2 separate regions of the Homo sapiens genome follow, and region 1 is linked to region 2. The links are chromatin contacts, found by Hi-C or POLR2A ChIA-PET in ENCODE. All regions are on one chromosome and are shown on one strand. The core of a region is the stretch at or near the end of the contact, and the rest is flanking DNA. Distances in the headings are between cores, read along the strand shown.

Region 1 (4,530 bases), core at 774-3,273, 230 kb before region 2:
AAATGAGATTATCCTAGGTTTCAGGCGGGTCCTACCTTCAACGACAATCCAACCTCTTACAACATAAAAACAGGGAGATTGGAGACAGACATGGGGAGAAGGCCATGTGAAGACGGAGGCAGGAACTCCTGTGATGCGGCCACAAGCCACAGAGGGCCTGGAGCCACCAGGAGCTGGAAGAGGCAGGAGGGATCCTCCCCTAGCACCTGTGAAGGGAACAGGGTCCTGCCCACACCTTTATTTTTGACTTTTGGCCTCCAGAATTGTAACGAATACATTTCTGTTGTTTGAAGCCATGCAGTGTGTATAAATTTGCTACTGCGGTCAGGCCGGGCGCGGTGGCTCACGCCTGTAATCCCAGCACTTTGGGAGGCCGAGGCGGGAAGATCACGAGGTCAGGAGATCGAGACCATCCTGGCTAACATGGTGAAACCGCATCTCTACCAAAAATAAAAAAAATTAAAAAATAAAATTTTTACTGCAGTCACAAAGAACTAGTACACTGCCCTTCTTGGTGGTGGGTCCCGGGCTCTCCGAGGTCCCCCAGGGTCAAGGTTGGCTTTCTGATACCAGTCCTAGGCTGCTGGAGAAGAGCCCACTGAGAAAGAATTTTCGCCTGATTACCTGAGCTCAGGCCACCTAGGGAACAAAGAGAACTTTATTAAGTTGTAGAGGCTGCACAGAAACTGGCAGGTGGGGTGCAGGCAAAGCTGGAGAGAACAGGAGCTTCCTCTCAGGGCCCAGCCCGGGTGGGGGTGGGGGAAGCTCTCCTGTCCCATGGGGATGACTTCACAGCCCTTGCATGTGACCCTTGGGTCCAGTATCGATCCCCACCACTGCTTCCCTGGTGCGCACAGCCAGCCCGACCCCTGGATCTGTTTCAGTTGAAAATTTGACTTCTGAAGACTTTTCAAAGGCCGGGCGCAGTGGCTTATGCCTGTAATCCCAGCAGTTTGGGAGACGGGCGGATCACCTGAGGTCTGGAGTTTGAGACCAGCCTGACCAAAATGGAGAAACCCCGTCTCTACTAAAAATAGAAAATTAGCTGGGCGTGGTGGCGCATGCCTGTAAACTCAGCTACTCAGGAGGCTGAGGCAGGAGAATCGCTTGAACCCAGGAGGCGGAGGCTGTGGTGAGCCGAGATTATGCCATTGCACTCCAGCCTGGGCAACAAGAACGAAACTCCGTCTCAAAAAAAAAAAAAAAAAAAAAAAGACTTTTGCGGCAGGATCAGAATTTTCAAGAGCCATACACTGAGGATGGCCTTAGCCATGGCATCCAGACCCTTTATTTATAAGAGAAATGAAATATTTGGATATAGTTAAAGCACTTTAAACTTTTTTTTTTTTTTTTGAGACGGAGTTTAGCTCTTGTTGCCTAGGCTGGAGTGCAATGGCACCATCTCGGCTCACCCCAACCTCCGCCTCCCGGGTTCAAGCGATTCTCCTGCCTCAGCCTCCCGAGTAGCTGGGATTACAGGCATGTGCCACCACGCCCGGCTAATTTTGTATTTTTAGTAGAGACAGGGTTTCTCCATGTTGGTCAGGCTGGTCTCAAACTCCTGACCTCAGGTGATCCGCCAGCCTCAGCCTCCCAAAGTGCTGGGATTATAGGCGGGAGCCACCGCGCCCGGCCCAGCACTTTAAACTTTTGTTTTCATACCCTTGATCCCCATTTCCTTGGACACGTGCTGTGGGCCCCGCCCGCTGCCCTGATCACTAGCCAGGTTATCAGCCCAGGGGACGGGTTACATTCTCAAATAACCTAGCAAGAGGCCTGCTGGAGGGCAGCAGGGGAAAATGGAAGACCCGAATCTTTAGACAAGTCTATTTTCAGACTCGCTCCTTTCTCTACCAAACCTGAGCTGCTTCCGATTCTCCTTCTCTCTTCCCCAAACTGGGCTCTAACCCCCGTCCTCTGAATCCATGCCCGGGGAAGGTGGCTACGGGCACTGGCCCTGTCGGGGGCTGCCTACTCACCCGCCGCGGGAGGGGCCAGGTCAGCAGGGCGGCGACAGGAAGAAATGCGGGGACAGGGGCACGGGCGGTGGCAGGGGAAAGGCGGACAGCAGCCATGGGTCGCGGGTCTCGGGGGCCGTCAGCAGGCTGAAGGGAGAGGGTCGCGCGGGCAGCGGCGGAAGCGGATGCGGCGGCGGCTCGGAGACCAGGGGCGGGCGGACGAGCGCGCCCACGGGCCCAGGGGCTGAGGCGACGGCGGACACGGGCAGCGGAAGCAGCGGTAGGAGCGCGGGCGGAGCGCGCGGGCGCGGGCAGGCGCGGCAGGTCCTGCAGTGCGAGCACGGCGGCGGAGAGCGCGGGTGAGCAGGCTTCGGGCGGCAGCTCGGGCAGTGCCAGATGCGCGCCGGGGCCCCAGGGCGCCAGCGGCTCGGGCCGCAGCGGGAGCGCGGGCAGCGGTGGCAGCTCGGCCAGGGCGAGAGCGGAGGGCGTCGGCGGCCCGGGGCTCAGGCCGGGCGGCAGGCCGGGCAACGGCGGGTGCGGCAGGGACGGCGGGGGCAGCGGGGTGGGCGGCAGCGTCGAGCGGGCCCGGCCCAATCGCGAGTGGGCGCGGGCGCGGGCGAGCCGCGGGTGCGAGCTGGAGCGGGGCAGCCGCGCCGCCAGCTTGGCTGCGGCCGCCACCCCGGTTGCGGCCGCCAGCCCAGGGCCCCAGAGCGCGCCGCCAGCCGTGACCTGGTACCTCGGGAGGTGGCCAAGCGCCGCACTCCGAGCGGCCCAGCCAATCGCAGATGCTCGCCGCCGCACCCCAACCAATCACGGGCCAGTGCGCTCGCGGTCTACGGGTCCCACCCGGCAGCTGTCAAGGGCTACCCTTGGCAGCCAATCAGAGATATGAGCGCGCTCCGCCAAGTTCTTCTTCCCGCCCTCTCCTGGTCCCAGCCAATCGCTGTGTCCCAGGTGCCGCAGCTGCTCCCCGCCCTCAGCTAGCCTGGCTATCAGGCGCTGCACACGCGCAGTGGGCGCCCCCACCTGGCTTGAGGATCTGCGGATTCGCTGCGACACCGAGGCGCGGCGCCTCACCAATTTTTTTTTTGTTTGTTTTTTAGGTGGCTTTTTTGGGGACTGAGCCCCTCACTCTGGCGCCCAGGCTACATTGCAGTGGCGCGGTCTTGGCTCAGTGAAGCCTCGACCTGCCGGACTAAAGCAGTTCTCCCGCCTCAGCCTCCCCAAGTAGCCGGGACTACAGGTGCACGCCACCACACCCGGCTAATTATTATGGTCTTTAAATTTAAAAAAAAAATTTTTTTTAGACGGAGTCTCGCTCTATCCCCCAGGCTGGAGTGCATTGGCGCAGTCTCAGCTGCAACCTCCGCCTCCTGGTTCAAACGAGTCTCCTGCCTCAGCCTCCTGAGCAGATGGGATTACGGGCGCCCGCCACCATGCCCGGCTAATTTTTGTGTTTTTAGTAGAGACGGGGTTTCGCCATGTTGGCCAGGCTGGTCTCGAACTCATGACCTCATGATGCACCCGCCTCGGCGTGCCAAAGTGCTGGGATTACAGGCGTGAGCCACCGCGCCCGGCCTAATTATTATATTTTGTGTAGAGATGGAGTCTCACCATGTTGCCCAGGCTGGTCTCGAACTCCTGGGCTCAAGCGATCCGCCGGCCTCAGTCTTCCAAAGTGCTGGGATTCCAGGCATGACCCACCGCGCCCGCCCCCCGACGCCACCGATGTGGAGTGTGAGATTGTCCTCTCGTTGCTGTTTACCCATTGCAACTCAGGTATGAGGATCCTGTGTGGATGGGTCAAGGTGCACAGATTTCCATTCAGTTATCTTATAAGAAAGATAAAACGATATCACAATTCAAAAGTAAAGTTTGGTGATAATATACTTAGCATTTGTGTTAAAGTTCCTAAGAACAATTGTAAATGACAGATGGGTGCGAATCTGGTAGCTCAGAACAAAAAGGATAAAATGGTCAATCTATTCAAAATTGGAATATAGAAACTTTTTTTTTTTTTTTTTGAGACAGGATCTTGCTCTTTCGCCCATGCTGGAGTGCAGTAGTGCCATCATGGCTCACTGCAGCCTCGATCTCCTCGGCTCAAGTAATCCTCTCACCTCAGCCTCCCAAGTAGCTGAGACTACAGGCATGCGCCACCCTGCCAGGCTAAGTTTTTTATTTGTGGAGATGGGAGTCGCCGGGTGCGGTGGCTCACGCCTGTAATCACAGCACTTTGGGAGGCCGAGGCGGGCGGATCACGAGGTCAGGAGGAGATCCAGACCATCCTGGCTAACATGGTGAAACCCCGACTCTACTAAAAGTACAAAAACTTAGCTGGGCAGGCGCCTGTAGTCCCAGCTACTTGGGAGGCTGAGGAAGGAGAATGGCATGAACCCGGGAGGGGGAGCTTGCAGTGAGCCGAGATTGCGCCACTGCACTCTAGCCTGGGCGACAGAGCGAGACTCCGTCTCAAAAAAAAAAAAAAGAGAGAGAGAATCAAGAGAGTCAAGTCGATTATGTTTCTAATTGTTGTTTGAGATGTCTAAGGCTATTTCGTTAATCAGGCATT
Region 2 (4,437 bases), core at 974-3,473:
ACTCCCTCTAGGGGCAAGGACTCGTGCTGGGTCCAGGTGACCTCTGACAGCAGACAGACACCACTGACTGCGCCAGCTGGGGAACTGCGCCACTGCTCACTGAGCATCAGCACGTGAAGGCAACTGTTGTTGTATTTATGAGCTGATGCGCGGTGAGGGCAGGCACACTCCCCAACCTCCCAAGGGCTCCACACTGTGTATCCCCGCTTCATGGATGGGAACACCCAGGTGGAGGCCCCGGGCTTTGCCGGTAGGAGCTGGGGTTTGAACCCAGTGATATGCTCTCTGGAGGACAGGCACCACCCTTAAGAGGATGGTGACTCCTGGTTTCTGGTGGACATCCTGAGCTGGGGCATCAGCTGTGACGGCCCCCACAAACGAGGTGTCCACCCCTGGTCTCTGCAGATGAAGCCTGGATGGAGTATGGATCCAGGCGTCTCCCTGTGGAGACGGCCCCTCCTGTACCTACACACCCCTTGACTTCTGCGTGGCCTGCTGGGCTACCTGAGAACTTCCTGGCCCCCACTGTCCACACTCTTCCTTCGCTCTCCCTCCACAGAAGCACAGGATTTAAAGTTGCCAGTTCTATGTAGGTAAAGACACTGGGATTAATTAATTGGAGACAGAGTCTCACTCTGTCGCCAGGCGATGTGCAGTGGCGCGATCTCGGCGCACTGCAACCTGCGCCTCCGGGTTCAAGCAATCCTCCTGGCTCAGCCTCTCGAGCAGCTGGGACCACAGGCGTGCGCCACCGTGCCCACCTAATTTTGTTTGTATTTTTAGTACAGACAGGGTTTCACCTTGTTGGCCAAGCTGGTCTTGAACTTCTGGGCTCAAGTGATCCACCCCCTTCAGCCTCCCAAAGTGCTGGGATTACAGGCGTGAGCCACCGCCCCCAGCCAGACACTGCGACTGAGAAAGAAATTTTAGCCTGGCCAAGAGCTCTTCCCAGCAATTACCTGTCCAATGCCTCATGACTCACGTCATGAAGAAGAGACAGGTTCTGCAGGGACTGCGATGCTGAGGACCCTGGGAGCGGGGGTAGGGGCTGCAGTGAACCGCAGTGAAGGAAGTCACACGAGGGAAGGGACTTTGGAGGACTCCCCAGGGAGGAGCCACATTCCACAAGTCAAAAGTAGCAATAACTAGAATTACAGCTTAGAAAACACAAATGCAGCGCTAAGACTTGCCGAGGTTCTACGCAGTTCAAAAACTGTTCCTCTCCCATCTACAACAGGAGGAAACTGGGCTTTGATGAGGTTAACGGCCCATGGCCACAGTCAGCAGCGGAGCCCAGGGCTGCTCCTTCGCCTCTCTAGATGCCGAGGCAAAAATCGCACCTCCACCTTCCACCCCTCTCTCAACAGCCCTCAAAGCGCAGCTCGGAGGACTGCAGGGCGGTTTGGCGTCCAGGGCCACCCTCTGGCTCATCTCTCCAACGCCGCCTCCGACACCCGCCCAGCACGACCCAGCCTGGGGTGTCTCTGCAAGGGAGAGGTCAAGTGGGGGGCCCTCACTCTCATGTAAATGTAACTTGGGGCGATGCAGGATAGTGTCCAGCATTCAGGAAACAGGGCCTTGGTGGAAAGAGCGGCCAGCCAGGAGAATCAAGTCTCTAGGCCTTTTCAGAGCCGAAATGCAGCCAAGCAGGAAGGCGGACAGGCGCCCAGGGCTCCTGGGGCAAGGAGCTGCCCCTTCCCTCCTCCTGCGAAGAGCGGTCGCCAACCGCTCCCGTGCCTCCTCTTCTAGCCCAAGGAGTTCGCCCGGGCCATCCCTAAGCCCAACAGCAGCCCCCAGGGCTCTTCACAGGTCATAAGCCCCTCTGAGCGGCGACAGTCCTCGCATCCAGCCCGGGTCAGGGAGCGGGGGTGACTGTCCCCAGCACGGCGGCCAGAAGACCCCAAATGCGGAGCCTGCCCAAGATGGCGGCCACGACTACGCCGCGACAAGACGGCCCCGAGCTCGGTGTGCCCGAGCTTGGAGCCCGCCGGACCGCACCAACACGGGGACCTCCCCTCTGCCAGTCCCAAGACGGCGCCACCGCCTCCAAAGGCCATGCCCGCCGTCGGGATGGCGGCCGCACGCCCCTCGATACCGCCCGCTTCCAGATCACTTAAAATGGCGGCGGCTGCGGGGCGGCACGGGGCGGGGCTGCGCCGGGGGAAGGGACGCGGCGCGGGGCATGCTGGGCCACGCGCGGGCTGCCGGGAACGGGGCGGAGCGCGGCTGCGCCGGCGCGTCGAGGGGAGAGGCAGCAGCCGCGATGGTGAGCGGGCGTGGGGGAGGGGCGGCCGGGCCGGGCCGGGGGCGGCGGGGGGCGGCTGGGCCGCGCGGGGGGCCCGGGCTTCGTGCTCACGCCGGCCCGCCGCCCCCAGGACGTGTTCCTCATGATCCGGCGCCACAAGACCACCATCTTCACGGACGCCAAGGAGTCCAGCACGGTGTTCGAACTGAAGCGCATCGTCGAGGGCATCCTCAAGCGGCCTCCTGACGAGCAGCGGCTGTACAAGGTGGGTCCCGCGGGCGGGCCGAGGGGAGCGGGTACCCGGCGCCGGGCACGGGGCTGACGCCTACGCTGTCCGCGATGTAAACAGTAGCGGCCGGCGACGCCTGCGGGCGCCCGAGCCGCGGGACTGGGACATCCGTTGTGCGGGTGAAGCGCGAGCTGCGCTCGCCGCGGGGATCTCCGGTCCGGGGGCGATGTTTAGACCTCGTGCCGGGCCCCGGGCGCCGAGGGCACCGTGGCATGCAACCCCTGCAACGGTATCGCCCGCGCCGTGCAGTTGACGAAATTGAGGTTCGGCTTGGTCGCTTAACCAGCCAAAGGTCATTGGCAGCGCCAGGGTTCGAACCACGACCCCTTAATCCCCACCCTTCTTCGCAGGCCCATCGGAATCACGCTGTCCCCCCGGACACTCCTTCGGGTGGAGGGTGGGGAACTCAGTGAATGCAAAGAAAGTCAGGTCCCACTCGTTCTTCACCAAGCAACCGTTTGTTATTACCTCCCGACCTCCTGCTGATGTCCTAGAAGCCCCCCTTTCCCCTTGCAAACGAACTGAGATTATTCAGTCAGAATGGCTTGGGGTTTGGGGTCTGCATTGGGGAGTCAGATGCATCAGCCTCTGATTTACGTCTCCCAACATTGTGAGGTTGTCGCCCAAGTGCATTGTTCAGATTCTAGAGCTGGAAACTGGGAAACTGACTTTTAGCTCCAGGCTCAGAGCCTCAGCTCCCATGGTCTCTAAAGGCCTTTCCTCACTCATAACTACTGGGACTTAGCAAATATTAAATGACCGTGCCTGTGCATGTCCCGTGTGCCACATGTCTACTTAGTGCTTTATGTTTCTTCCTAGCTCATTGAAACCCTCTGGTGGCCCTACGAATTGAGAATTCTGGTAATTCCTAGTTTACAGATGAGGAAACTTTGCATCAAAAGGCTCAACTACCAGCCAGCCGTGGTGGCATGGTCCTGTAGTCCCAGCTACTCTGAAGGCTGAGGCAGGAGAATTGCTTGAGCCCAGGAGTTCCAAGCTGGAGGGGGCTATGATAGCGCTTATGTTGGGTCTGTGCCACTGCATGCCTGGGCAACATAGCGAGACCCTGTCTCTAAAATAAAAAAATGTTCAAATGCCTAGTCCAGGGTGACAGAGCTGGGATTGAAAGCCAGGTCTGCCTATCTCCAGATAGCTCAGTGGCTCCTCAAATTAGATTTGCCTGGAGAATTTGGATAAAACCGGATTCTAAAGTCCCACCCTGGGAGGTTTTGATTTAGAAGTTCTTGGATATAACCCTGGAATCTGTGTATTTGTCAAGCAGCGTGGTGGTCCTGGGCCACACTGAGGGAACTCTCTCTTCCCTCCTCTGACTTCCCGTGTAGTTGCTGGTCAGAAGTCTTTGGGACTTGCCCCATGTAGGGCCTCTCCCAAGATCCTGCTTCTCTCCTCAGGATGACCAACTCTTGGATGATGGCAAGACACTGGGCGAGTGTGGCTTCACCAGTCAAACAGCACGGCCACAGGCCCCAGCCACAGTGGGGCTGGCCTTCCGGGCAGGTGAGAGGCCCACCACCCACTGGGCTGGGTGGTAGCCAAGCAGGTTGGGAACACTGTTCCAAAGAAGGTCATCAGGGAGCCTGGAGTTGAAGCCTTCAGGGCAGTGTCTTCCTCGTGCCTAAAGGGCTGGCAATATCCTTTCACAATGTGTTTGTTTCCTCATTTTTTTTTTTTTAAAAAAGAAGCAACCAAATGAGATGCTTACAGAAACCAAAGCTTATTTTGTGAAGCCAGCTCACATTTACAGGAGGCTGAGTGAGTGCCTGGCTCCGTGCTCTGCATGTTACTCTGTGTGTGGCTTCCACTGCCCTGTCTCATCCTCTCAGTAGCCCTGGGAAGTCCACATACCATCATCCGTGTTCTGCAGATGAGGACACAGGCTTAC

Evidence for each region. Hi-C counts contacts between places; a loop is a spot of excess contacts on that map. ChIA-PET counts read pairs that join two places held with the same protein, here RNA polymerase II (POLR2A). Pooled maps may share reads with other maps.
Region 1: a pooled map shows a loop between it and region 2 (4-fold over the local background). The contact joins the enhancer-like site here to the promoter of ELOB in region 2. A Hi-C loop is called at or near these places in 4 of 50 pooled maps. POLR2A ChIA-PET finds 5 or more read pairs at or near these places in 2 of 52 experiments (H1 and naive thymus-derived CD4-positive, alpha-beta T cell).

What each region holds. Positions count from the first base shown.
Region 1 is chr16:3,002,329-3,006,858 of GRCh38, reverse strand. No RefSeq gene overlaps it. Among named protein-coding and RNA genes, the nearest start is that of CLDN9, 8.3 kb to the left of the region's middle. RefSeq lists enhancers at 597-891, 2,697-2,991, 2,138-3,096 and silencers at 2,553-2,642, 2,653-2,752, 2,697-2,991, 2,739-3,032. Within about 2 kb of position 2,023, at least 13 of the 41 ENCODE cell types and tissues checked have a DNase peak (open chromatin) inside an H3K27ac peak, as active enhancers do.
Region 2 is chr16:2,775,066-2,779,502 of GRCh38, reverse strand. It overlaps ELOB (elongin B), which reads left to right and starts at 2,223. Exons shown (of 4, transcript NM_007108.4): 1 at 2,223-2,266; 2 at 2,376-2,510; 3 at 3,947-4,052. The coding sequence starts at 2,264. RefSeq lists enhancers at 1-310, 311-1,245, 1,893-2,032 and a silencer at 2,103-2,232.